2 separate regions of the Homo sapiens genome follow, and region 2 is linked to region 1. The links are chromatin contacts, found by Hi-C or POLR2A ChIA-PET in ENCODE. All regions are on one chromosome and are shown on one strand. Each heading gives the region's core, a stretch centred on a gene start or an enhancer-like site at or near the end of the contact. The rest is flanking DNA. Distances are from core to core; before and after follow the strand shown.

Region 1 (6,398 bases), core at 1,853-4,352:
GTGAGCCAAGATGGTGCCACTGCACTCCAGCCTAGGTGACAGAGTGAGACTCTGTCTCCAGAAAAAAAAAAAAAAAAAAAAAAAGAATTGACAATGACAACTGCTATTGACTAAGTATGTTTTCTCCTTAAGTATAGGATAAAAATGTATTACCTGAAAATGCAATAGAAGAACCATATTTGATGTGTCTTTTAAAGTCTAAACCATAAAAAATACATAAACTAGCCACGTGAAGTGGTGCACACCTATAGTCCCAGCTACTCAGGAGGCTGAGGTAACACAATCACTTCAGCCCAGAATTTCGAGGCTAGCCTGGTCAACATATCAAGACCCTATCTCTAAAAAAATTACCAACTCAAATTTTATCAGGCCATTTGTAATAGAACAGGTGTTCTCCAGGCCAGGCATAGAGTGGAACCATTTCATGTAAAAGAATCCCAGCTGACCATCATGTTCCTAGCTGATTACATATTTGGAATTTGCAATGAATTACCCACAGACATCCTATCCCATGACATGGTCTTAGGAGTTCATACCAATTGTACTGTGGAATGCTATATTATGTGGTATGCTGTGGATTAATGGGCTTTATGAGTTCACTTTAGAACCTGGGGACATTTTCCAATACGGTTTTTGTGAGAAAATCAGTGCCAGGGCACAGGAAGCTCAGAAGCAATGAAAACCCAAGTCTCCATCCACCATCTCCCCTTCTCCACCCCTTCAACTTCAGCCAACCCTGCCCCAGCAGCAGCACGGCATGAGAAATGAAGCCCAAGGCACTGTGGAGATACTTCATTCCCTGTCTCCCTAAAACCCTCAGTGCCATTTGCAGCTGTGTCCCCCACCCCAGAGCCCAGGCAGCTAGAATCTCCTTTCACCTTTCACCCCTTACCAAAAACACTCATGAAACTGCTCCTCACCCTCCTCAGACCCTGGGAAATCTCACCTCTCCGTGGTCTCCCATCCTCAGGCTCCCGTCGGACTTCATTTGGCCACATCCTTCACTACTCTCCTTCCTTATGCTTTATTTAACACATTTCCACGAGACATGTGTTCCCATGACCTTCTTCCATGTCCACCTCCACAGTTTTGCTCAGGTTCTCGTTCCCTCTCCCAGGCCTCTCTCCACTCTATACTTTCAGGAATTCTACCCATGCAAAGCCCATCTCAGCTTCCACCTCACTCCTGACTTGACACCTCCTCATGCAGCCTGCCTGCCTGGCGCCTTGTCTAGATGCTCTCACCTCGTTCTGCCTTGGATTACTAAAACTTACTTTCTGTCTTGCTTTCTTTCCTTCTGGAGTTCTTGAGGGGGAGTGCAGCTTCTTTACAATGTCTAGATCCCTGTCCCATCCATGCACACTGCACAGATACACTACAGAGCGCCCAGCTCACAGCAGACACTAAATGGTGAAAGAATGCAAGAGGGTCCTGTGTCTCCCTAAGTCCAAAAGGAGACATAAGAATATTACAGGCCGATATTTGTAACCCATTAAGAAAAAAGGTGAAATAGTGTCAATATCTAAGCAAAATACCATGAGAATATAAATCAAAGTGTGAACAGGAGAATATTAAGACAGAAAGACAATGGTTCTCTTCTGGAACCATTAGCATTTAAATACAGAAAAGAAAATGCACCATTTTAACAGCTGCAGAAGATAATAACAGACACAATTATTTTTCCCTAACTAGATGCCATGCCCCATGTACAGTAGTTCCTAATCATCCCCTCATCTTAGTCTCATAACAACCCTATTATTGTCTCTATGTTACGTAGGAGGAAACTGAGGTACCGAGCAGTTAATTAACCTTCTCCATCATGCAACCAGCAAGGCAGAGCTAGGATTTGTATCCCAGTAGCACCTTTTCCAGATTCAAGCTCAACTCCTAAATTCTCCTGCGTCTTCACTGTATTGTTTTTACAACACATTTGCAGGTTGTGGGCTAAGTCACCGGCTACTGAGAGATAAAGAAGTAACACTCCTATGAATTTTACATTTCTGGCTGGGCACCGCAGCTCACACCTGTAATCCCAGCACTTTAGGAAGCTGAGGCAGGAGAATTGTGTGAGCCCAGAAGTTTGAGACCAGCCTGGGCAATATAGCCAGACCCCATCTCAAAAACAATTGTGCATTTCTAATACTCACTGAGCCCCTGCTATCCCCTGGCTCAGTGTACATTGCTCTATATCTCCTAGCAAACCCAGGAGCTATGTATGAACTGAAACCCTGGTTAAATAGCTTGGTCAAAGTCACACAGCTCAGGTGGGGGAGGCTGGGTTTAAAGGCAGGCTGCTGATGCTATGATCCATACTTGAGGCTACTGCTGGCCACAGGCTCCATCTGAGGCCCTGTAGGGGGTGAGGGGAGAAACCCGGCCCCAGAGACAGGGTCTGAACCCTCTGCTGCCAGCCAGTAGAGAAAACAGTCCCTCACCCACAACGTGGGGATAACACTGCCTACCACACCAGGCAGTGGAAAGAATTAAATTAATTTAAATAAAGGAGACAGTGCAGAGTACCTGACACGCAATAAGCACTCAATGAGAGCTATTATTAGAGGTAACTCTCCCTGCTTTCAGTCTAATGCCATGTTTCTTATCACTTAAGGTGATCACCTTGTTGCTCTTTAAAATATTATGTATGGTTTTCTCTAAGATACATGTAAGTGTAAAATGCAGAAGAAAAGCATGCGGGGACGGGGGCGGGGGGGAAGAAATTCCGTTTTCTTTATTGATCAGCCTTTCCCCCAAAATACTTTCTCAAGGAATTATTAAATACTCAACATGGCGCTGCACTACGTTATTTTAATTTAAAAAAAAAAACGCGTACCAAACAACGAAGCTCCTGCCCTTGGGAGTTTATACACAGGCTATGTTAATATTTGCAAAGGGCCCCGAGTGTCTAAGCGGCTAATGAACGTCTTGGGTCGGTTTCCTCAAAATCCAGCCCATTGTTTCCCCGGTGAGCACGATCCGAAGCCTTATCCCATAACGCACTGTAGCCCGAATCTTTCTGCCAACAACCGCTGAAACTACCAGAGGTTAAAGCAATTAACATGAGATGCAACCTCACCGTGGCGCAGCTCCGCGCGCCCCCGGCTGCTGCGACCCGGGAGGGGGGAGCCCCGGAGCGGCTGCGCCCGGCCCCGCACCCCCGGCAGAGCAGGTTAGCTCCCCCTGGGTGGCAAGCCTTTGCAAAACAAAACCGAAAATGAGCGTTCGCTCTCCTGACAGTCTTGCCTAAAAGAACCTCGTCTATACTGCAAAATCCCATTAGGTACACAAGTCCGGTCGGCATTGTCACTTTTAGCGTGACTTCAATTTACACATTCAAAGAATACCTGTCCGGAGCATGGGACCTGGTAGAAAGGTTAGGCTCTCTCCGAAGGAAGTTCAACTCAGGATTTCCCTCCCCCGGTGCTGCACACACCATCAACGGCAAAACCTCCCCTCCCAGTTGCAGATCTAGACTTGCTGAGAAAGGTGCTGGAGATGTTTCCAAGGTCATCCCCAGCACCGCGAGTCCAGCCTTCTGCACCACGCAGATTTTTAAGAGGAGATGCCTATCGCCCGTGGGGAGTCAAAATTAGAACCTCAGTTTCCTTTGTGCTGTCACCCTACTGGTAAGAATTCTTACACTGTAGATGCACTGGGTGCTCAGAATTTTATCGATGATCTTATTATGGAAAGCTATTAATAAGCTCCAAATCAGAGACCTGCTCTGGAACCACGGAGCAGGGAGCAAGGGAGAAACTGCTATCTTTTCTTCAAACGCTCGGACCTAGCACAAGTACAGAACGTAGTGGCTGCAGGCTCGGCCGTGCTCCTAACAGCGCTGACAGCTGGATTGGCGGACGCACTCCAGCATCACTGTCAGGAATTAACACGTTCCCAATTTTCACTGCACCCTTCCACTCTTGTGTGAAATGGAGTGGAATGTTCTTTTCAGCGTTCATCTCTAAAGGGAGAAGAACTATTTCTCACTATGTGAATACCTCACGGGGGATTCCCATTAAATAAAACTGCTTGATGATGACCTAATTTGTTCATTCAAGAGAAGAAACTCTTCCTATCCATACATTATTGTTGTTATGGTTTCCGTTGTTAAATTATACATAAAAAGCCTCAGCTGAACCAAGCCTATTTTAGAAATAAAAATGTTCTTGGGACATGAATCTTAATGAGATCCTTATTTTAAATTGCGCCTGAAAATATGCATTGTTTTCAGTGCTTCCTTATATTTTCACCAATTTGTTGTCCTAAATGCATTTTAAAAAAGTTATAAAATGCATTTTCTTATAATGTGTTCTAGGTTTGTCTGTTGCCTTTTTGGTCTTAGGTTACTTTTTAGTGACCAGAAAATAAAATGTGTAGTTAAAAGAGGTTTTCCAGGCTGGGCGCAGTGGTTCACGCCAGTAATCCCAGCACATTGAAAGGCCAAGAAGGGCAGATTGCCTGAGCCCAAGAGTTCTTTACAATGCAGCTTTTTTACAATGTCTAGATCCCTGTCCCATCCACGCACATATGCACAGACACACTACAGAGCGCCCAGCTCACAGCAGACACTAAATGGTGAGAGAATGCAAGAGGGGGTCAGTGGTCCTGTGTCTCCCTAAGTCCTGGGCAACAAGGCAAACACCTGTCTCTATAAAAAATTTAAAAAAAAAAAATTAGCCAGGCATGGTGGTGTACATGTCTGTAGTCCCAGCTACTGGGGTGGGGGGAAGGGAGTTGGGAGTGCTGAGGGGGTTGGCAGGTTGAGATGGGAGGATGGCTTGAGTCTGGGATGTTGAGGCTGCAATGAGCCACTGCACTCCAGCCTGGGCAACAGATTGAGATCCTCAAAAAAAAAAAAAAAAAAATCAGGTTTTCCAAAATGATATGCCAATTCATGCCGTTCGCCCTCCAAAATAAACCCCTTTACAGTCTTTTGCCTTCCCTGTGTCCACTTTTCCTCTGTACTAAATCTTTTCAAACACAAATGAATCTATAAACAAGTGTTTTCCCAAGATGCGGTTCTTAGAACACCAGTTCTGCAAGCTCCTCTCTGGGAAAGAAGCTGGCCAGTGTATCTGGGAAACCTGGCACATTCTCTCTCTGAGGATTACATCTCACATTAAGACTCTCAGTCAAGAAACTTGCTGAACTTGGCCCAGCCCAGCATTTTCCAAATTTATTTGGATGTGGAACCCTTTTCCAAGCAAGATTTATTAATACACTGTGGAATTTGTATTTCCAGGATTACACTTTAGGAATTGGTGATTTAAACCATCTAATATATGGAATAATTTTAGATCAAATAAAACTGAGATGTCAAGATCCACCATAAGAATTTTTTAAGAGAATTAAGAAGAAGCTGGCTCTAATTGCTATTTGTGAATTTTATAAAGTCATTTTGCTAAAAAAAAAAATAAAAATGTTTTAAATAACTGGAAGGGTAGACATCATGTCAGAATTCTGAAACTATACTAAATAAAAAGCTTCCAGAAATACCCCTTTTTCCCCCATGGGAGCTATAACCCAAAGTGTGGTACAGTTTATCTTGGTTGAGTCAGCTTCCCCATTAGCCCCAACACACCTGGAGTATTTAAAAGTAGTCCCCTAGGTATAGATTCCTGCAGCATTGGAAGTAGATTCAAGGCTCAGAAGAAAGGGCCACCCAGTCCAAACCTATTCTACTATTACTTGAGCCCCACCCTTGCCCCCCAAAAACAACCATGCACCCCAGCAGGCTCTAAGCTGCCAGAAGAACTGCATGTTTGACAAGCCTTATATGTGCTTTCTTTCCCTTGAGGCAGAGCTAACGGAGAAAAAGTACACACAAACATTACCCTTGAGAACAAGACAGTCAAGCTAGTAGTCTAAGGACTGTTCAAACTGTGACCCATCTGGACTAATTTTTATTTAACGAAAACATTTTATAAAAGGAACTCCAGGTATGTCAGGCACCTGGACTAATAGGAAGAGGGGGAATAGGCAAATGAAAAGGGCTGCATTTAGTCCTTCTCAATCGGAGAGGTTCTTCAGAAAGTGAGACAGAAGTGTTTATGTTTTTTTGTTTTTTTGTTTGAGATGGAGTCTCGCTCTGTCACCCATGCTGGAGTGTAATGGTGCAATCTCGGCTCACTGCAGCCTCCACCTCCCGGGTTCAAGTGATTCTCCTGTCTTAGCCTTCCGAGTAGCTGGGATTACAGGCACATGCCACCACGCCAGGCTAATTTGTGTATTTTTAGTAGAGACGGGGTTTCACCATGTTGGCCATGCTGGTCTCGAACTCCTGGCCTTAAGATATCAGCCCGCCTCAGCCTCCCAAAGTGCTGGGATTACAGGCGCGAGCCACTGCACCCGGCAGAAGTGTTTATGTTAAAACACCTAAAAAATTGCCGTTTGACACCCCT
Region 2 (6,370 bases), core at 889-3,388, 180 kb after region 1:
CTCTCCACAAACTCAGGGGTGGGACCCATCTATCGTTTTTCTAACTCATTCCCATGAATTCTAAATTGTCAACACCTAAGGTTAATGATACCTGTCTTTTTGCTGTCATAAACAGTTAGGGTGGTTTAGCAAGAGATAAATCATCTTTACACAGAGGATTGTGCTATTGTTCTCAGCAAACAAAGGACAAAGCTTATTTCTGTATAATGTTAAACACTGTTCTAATGAAATAGGCTTTTTTTTCTTTTATGCATTAATGAAATTATTAGCCTACAACACATTTCTTTCTTGATTTGGAACATCTGTTCTTCAAAAGTGTGTAGAGTAATAATGGAGAGTTTCTACACATCATGGCTCACTCTCATCTCAAAATATACACTGATTTTTAAGGAATGTGTAGAAGGAAAAGCCAACCATCCTTTTGATTATTGGATTAACCACCAGAGCTGCCTTCATCTGAAACATACTCCACTCGATTGAGGATGATACTTTTAGCTACTAAATAAATACACAGAGGAGGTGTGGAATAACAACTTTACCAAGAATAGCCAACAAGTTCATCTTACAACTACTATGAGCAAAAAGCGTTCATAAAAAATATCTTTTTTTTTTTTTTCTTGAGATGGAGTTTCACTCTTTTTGCCCAGGCTGGAGTGCAGTGGCATGATCCCAGCTCACTGCAACCTCTGCCTCCTGGCTTCAAGAGATTCTCCTGCCTCAGCCTCCAAGTAGCTGGGATTACAGGCACCCACCACCACACCTGGCTAATTTTGTATTTTTAGTAGAGACGGGGTTTTGCCATACTGATCTCGAACTCCTGACCTCATGTGATCCACCCACCTCTGCCTTCCAAAGTGCTGGGATTACAGGCATGACCCACCACGCCTGGCCCAAAAAAATATCAGAAAAAAAAATTGTTTTCACCCCTTTAAATATTAAATAATTGATTTTTTTCTGAAAATATTTCTTATACAATTCAATAAGCACACTAATTTTAGAATGGAGGGTCATTAATGCTGTAACAAAATTGGAAATATTTGCTATTATATGTTTTTAATACACACTAGGTACATATTAAATACTATATCTGTGTAATAGTTAAACATATTAGGTAGTTCATTAGGTTCATTTAAAATTGGCCAAGCTCAGTAGCTCACGCCTGTAATCCCAGCATTTTTGGAGGCTGAGGCAGGCAAATCACTTGAGGTCAGGAGTTCAAGACCTGCCTGGCCAACATGGTGAAACCCCGTCTCTACAGAAAATACAAAAATTAGCTGCGCATGGTGGCATGTGCCTGTGGTCCTAGCTACTTGGGAGGCTGAGGCAGGAGAACTGCTTGAATCCAGGAGGCAGAGGTTGCAGTGAGACGAGACTGTGCACTGCACTCCAGCCTGGGTGACAGAGTTAGACTCCGTCTCAAAAAAATAAAATAATATAATGTAAGGCCAAGGGCTCAGCAACAACGTAATGTAAGGTGCTTAGGTATAATTTTACAATTTTAAGAGAGAATGTGCTTGAGCTAGGAACCATTGAGAGAGAGTAGATGGTGGCAATAGTCAGTCAATTGTGCTACAAATACATTGCAATGGAAAATATACACTACAAAATTTTACAAAAGTAGCAAACAAAAAACTTTTTTTTTTTAATTTTTTTTGACCAAGTCTTGCTCTATCACGCAGGCTGGAGTGCAGTGGCATGATCTCAGCTCACTGCAACCTCTGCCTCCCAGCTTCAAACGATTCTCATGCCTCAGCCTTCCAAGTAGCTGGGACTATAAGCGTGCACCACCACACCCAGCTAATTTTTATATTTTTAGTAGAGACAGGGTTTCTCCATATTGGCCAGGCTGGTCTTGAACTCCTGGACTTGAGTGATCCACCCTCCTCAGCCTTCCAAAGTGCTAGGATTACAGACGTGAGCCACCGCGCCCAGCCGGCAAACAAAAATTTACCTATGATTCAATAAATGGTTTTCCCCTACCAGCCTTCCCCCACCACACATATACACTTTTTCTGATTCTGTTTTACCATAATGATGACACAGGTGCTTAACCAGCTCCGTGAGCTATTGGGGTGGCTCCTTGCCTTGATTTAGTCTTGTGCCCACACACTGACCCATGCAGACTTAGCCATGCATCCAGCACAAATTACGCTATTTTACATGTTTGGTTTAATGTATTCGTACCTGCTAGACATTGTAGCCAAAAGATTGTTTGCTGCCTAATCCTAGCCAGCTCTTAGGGTGACTGCCTAAGCCTGTATTGCTGGCTTCACAAGTTTTTTTGTTTCAGGTAAATAAAAATCAAAGAGCGTTCGAGGCAGCCGCATTGACTCACCTTGCAGACAAGCAAGCAGAGCCGCAGAGCAGTGACCCGTGCCCAGCGCCTCGCAGCTAGAGCTGGATTGGAATCCAGGGCTTTGCAGGCTTCCTGCTTCACTCAATCCTCTTTCTGTTGCCTCTGGCCTCAAGGTGTTGGCCTGGGAGGAAGTAGCAGATTAAATTCCATGGGCACGAAGTCCGTAGCTGACGAATACTTAATATGTTGCAGTTTCACAGTGAAAGTTGGCAAGTCCAGGGTGGGAACATGCCCCAAGCAGCTGAGTCTTCTGGATTTTACTTCTGTTCTTTGCCTCTCAATTTTTGATTTTGTTATATAAAAAGCAAATCAGTAACTATTGCATTATATTCTGCAGTGACTCAACAGCGACACTTAATTCAGCCAACCAAGGTTTACTGAACTGCTCGTGGTGCCGGGAACCGTGCTGGGATAGGATACAGGGACCAACCAGTCCTGATCATTAGCTTAGCCAGAGAGGTAAACTGACTGACAATCAATCTGCCAGGGATCAATTACTATGGAAGCTCATAGTGTGGGCCCCTAACCCAGACTGTGGGTCTGAGGAGGTCTCCTGGAGGTAGTGCTATCCTAACAGAGACCTGAAGGGTACTTGGAATCCAGCCACAGAATACTATTTACCATCTCATTTTACTCTCATGAGAATTCTCCCCACTGTAGGCAGGATGGGTGTTGATTTAAAAGAAAAAAAAAAAAGTAGCCTGGCGGGGTGGCTCACGCCTGTAATCCCAGCACTTTGAGAGGCCAAGGCGGGCAGATCATCTGAGGTCAGGAGTTCGAGACCAGCCTGACCAACATGGAGAAACCCCATCTCTACTAAAAATACAAAATTAGCCGGACATGGTGGTGCATGCCTGTAGTCCCAGCTACTTGGGAGGCTGAGGCAGGAGAATCGCTTGAACCCGGGAGGCAGAGGTTGCGGTGAGCCAAGATCATGCCATTGTACTCCAGCCTGGGCAACAAGAGCGAAACTCCGTCTCAAAAAAAAAGTAAACAGAATAACAAACTTAAGGGTGGCCAGCATTAGAGCTGGAATGGAACCCTGATGTCCAATGAGCTCCCTGTAGAGTGGACTTTGTACAGGACCATGTTCTCCTAAAGTGACTAGAGAGCAGGAGCCACCTGTCACTCAATGCAGCAGCATTGGACCCTCCCAGCCAAACCCCACTCCCACCTCCCATCCTACTGGAGTCTCTTTCCCTTCGTCTTGGTCTACTTGAGTAGATAGGGTCCTCGTTGGTGCAAACAATCTGTGATTTATGACCCAGATAGTCCTGCCAGGTCACAGAGAAGTGTACTCTGCACCCAGCAGTCCTCAAGACAGACTTAGGCTCTCGGTTCCTGCAAGGCACCCCTAGAGGACAGCCTCTCAGCAGTACCCAGCACCCTGCACAGGGCCACTTTTGTAGCCTCCACCTGCCTGCTCACTCCCTTTTTCTCTCCTTGGCCTTCTCCACCCTGAATGCTTGTGCAAGCATGCTCACTCTCCTTCCCCAGCCCCTCTGCACACACTGACACACACTCAGCTCCCAGCTTTCATCCTCTCTCCCACCTCTTGTGGTGAGTTCTGAGCCTCTCCATGGCCATCCTCCCAGCCCAGGCCATCCTCCCAACCCAGCCTCTCCATGGCCATCCTCCCAGCCCAGACCATCCTCCCAGCCCAGCCTCTCCAGCCCATGGCCAGCCTCCCAGCCCAGCCTTTCCATGGCCATCCTCCCAGCCCAGGCCATCCTCCCAGCCTAGCCTCTCCAGCCCGTGACCAGCCTCCCAGCCCAGCCTCTCCAGCCCAGGCCATCTTCCCAGCCCAGCCTCTCTAGCCCATGGCCATCCTCCCAGTCCAGCCTCTCCATGGCCATCTTCCCAGCCCAGCCCCACCTCTCCAGCCCATGGCCATCCCTCCCAGCCCAGGTCAGGCTCTGAGCCCAGGCTCTCCAGCCCATGGCTATACTTCCAGCCCAGCCTCTCCATGGCCATCCTCCCAGCCCAGGCCATTCTCCCAGCCCAGGAGTATTTCTGGAAATGCTCCCAGCCCAGCATTTCCAGAAAAGGAAAATACAGCCAATGCTGAGAGTCTCAAAGGTCACTCAGTTCAGACCTGCAGAAATGTTTTTGTTTTATTTTTTTACTTGGGATCTTTCAACCAGTCAGCCTGATGCTCTTGTTTGATTTCCATGTTTGTTGTAGTGAAATACTGATAATCAAAAAGTTATTCTACATGATGAGCTGTTCCTCCTACTTCTTTACAGTTTCTCCATTTTCCAAAATTTCTACAATCAAGATGTATTGCTTTTATAATCATAAAAAGTTAAAATGTTAACATATTCTGACAGAAATATAGGAATTATTAAGACTTTTTTCTAGGTGGTGGAATTATGGGTAACTGTTTTTTCTTTGTTCTGTATATTTCCAAATCATCTAAAATCAACATATATTGCATTTAGGTTTGTGTGTGAGGGGTTTTTTCCCCCATTTTTAAATTTGTGTGTGGTTTTTTGTTTGTTTGTTTGTTTGTTTTTTTCTTTTTTTCAGATGGGGGATCTTGCTATGTTGTCCAGGCTGGTCTCGAACTCCTAGGCTCAAGCAACCCTCCCATCTCAGCCTCCCAAGCACCTGGTGAGGTTTTTCTCTAAAAAGGAAAAACATGTGGAAGACAATCAGAGATGATTTTTGAGTAATGCAGAACAACTCCAAAAGAATAAGCAGAATGAATGCTCATAAGGTGAAAGCATTTCAGAAAACCTATTACAAGCAACAATGGAAGAAAATTGATTGAAACTGTGCCTACCTTCCCTAACACTCTCCACCTTCATCTGAGGTTTGTGATCCACAGACTCAAGCCATCATGGACCACGTCTTCATAGTCCCACACTATTGTCTGCATGATTTATACAAATGCAAAGCCTACCATTACTTAAATGGTAAAAGAAATACAGGAAGCAGAGACTGTGCTATATCAAAATGTATCTTTCTCTACTACCACTGTTTTGCTTCGTGCTGTGCAGAACTGCCACTAAGCATTTTCATAGTCGAGAGAGCCAGAGACACAGAAAGAGAGAAATTATGGTCAAATTATGGCACCATACCATTAACGTACGAGAGATTGGTGCCGCTAGTGTATGATTACTGCTTTTAATATGATTTTCGCTTTCTATCTTGTAAAATACTGTGAATTTACTGCTGAGCCTGTGTACTGCTACTCTCCCAAAGAGAAAATTACTTCTTCCAGAGGATCTGCTTGCACAAGCGTAAAATCTTTGCAGCTCTCTGAGCAGCAAGAGAACCACATCAGACTTGATATGCTGATTTGGCTCTTTTGAGTTACCTGTTCCAGAGAATTTTGGGCAAGGATTTTTCCAAGATGTCATTTTCTTTATATGTTATTTTCTTTATATTTGTATCCATTCACATCATCAAGTGTCTTATTGAGTACCTCCTAATTGCAAATGATCTTAGTGGCTGCTGTGAGAGACACATGGATTCTAATACAGGGTGCTTGGTTTAGAGAGACTTGTAAGCACCAACTGATATCGAGGGGGAAAACAAGCAGAGGGAACAGGAAGTGCAAAGGCCCTCAGGAAGAAATGAGCAAGGCCAACAGGGCTGGGAAGATGAAGGTAGAGGAGATGAGAATAAAGAGGTGGGTAGGGGTGCGGTCTTGTAACATTTGAGGAGCTGAATTATATTCTAAATGTGATAAGAAGCCATTTGAAAGCTTTGAGCAAGAGAATAAGGGCATCTGATTTTTTTTTTTATCCCTCTAGCTATGAGAATAGGCTATAGGGGACTAAAAGCAGAAGCGAGTAGGCCAGTTAGTAGGACGCAACTGCAGACATTTAGGCTGGAGAAGACAGTGACTTGGACGAGGGTGGTGGTGTGAAGGTCACTGAGGTGTGTGGAGACTGGAAGGCACAGAGTCAGAGGACTTGTCTTCTAACTCCATGATACTGCTCCAGATGATGAACAGGCACTCAGAAGGAACCCAATAAACATGTCTTCCTGAATGTATGGCTGAAT

What was found. A loop is a pair of places that touch in the nucleus more often than their neighbours do. ChIA-PET counts read pairs that join two places held with the same protein, here RNA polymerase II (POLR2A). Pooled maps may share reads with other maps.
Region 2: a map of PC-9 shows a loop between it and region 1 (4-fold over the local background). The contact joins two enhancer-like sites. A Hi-C loop is called at or near these places in 31 of 168 maps with a recorded cell type or tissue (A673, B cell, CD4-positive, alpha-beta memory T cell and 20 more), 23 of 37 single-sample maps with no recorded cell type and 34 of 50 pooled maps. POLR2A ChIA-PET finds 5 or more read pairs at or near these places in 9 of 52 experiments (A549, GM10248, GM12878 and 6 more).

What each region holds. Positions count from the first base shown.
Region 1 is chr1:200,299,254-200,305,651 of GRCh38, forward strand. No RefSeq gene overlaps it. Among named protein-coding and RNA genes, the nearest start is that of LINC00862, 71 kb to the right of the region's middle. RefSeq lists silencers at 3,021-3,210, 3,236-3,453. Within about 2 kb of position 3,103, at least 13 of the 41 ENCODE cell types and tissues checked have a DNase peak (open chromatin) inside an H3K27ac peak, as active enhancers do.
Region 2 is chr1:200,475,678-200,482,047 of GRCh38, forward strand. LOC124900414 (a long non-coding RNA gene) reads right to left here. Exons shown (of 3, transcript XR_007066784.1): 2 at 2,336-2,477. LOC124904480 (a long non-coding RNA gene) reads left to right here. Exons shown (of 2, transcript XR_007066783.1): 2 at 2,291-6,369. Among named protein-coding and RNA genes, the nearest start is that of ZNF281, 69 kb to the left of the region's middle. Within about 2 kb of position 2,139, at least 4 of the 41 ENCODE cell types and tissues checked have a DNase peak (open chromatin) inside an H3K27ac peak, as active enhancers do.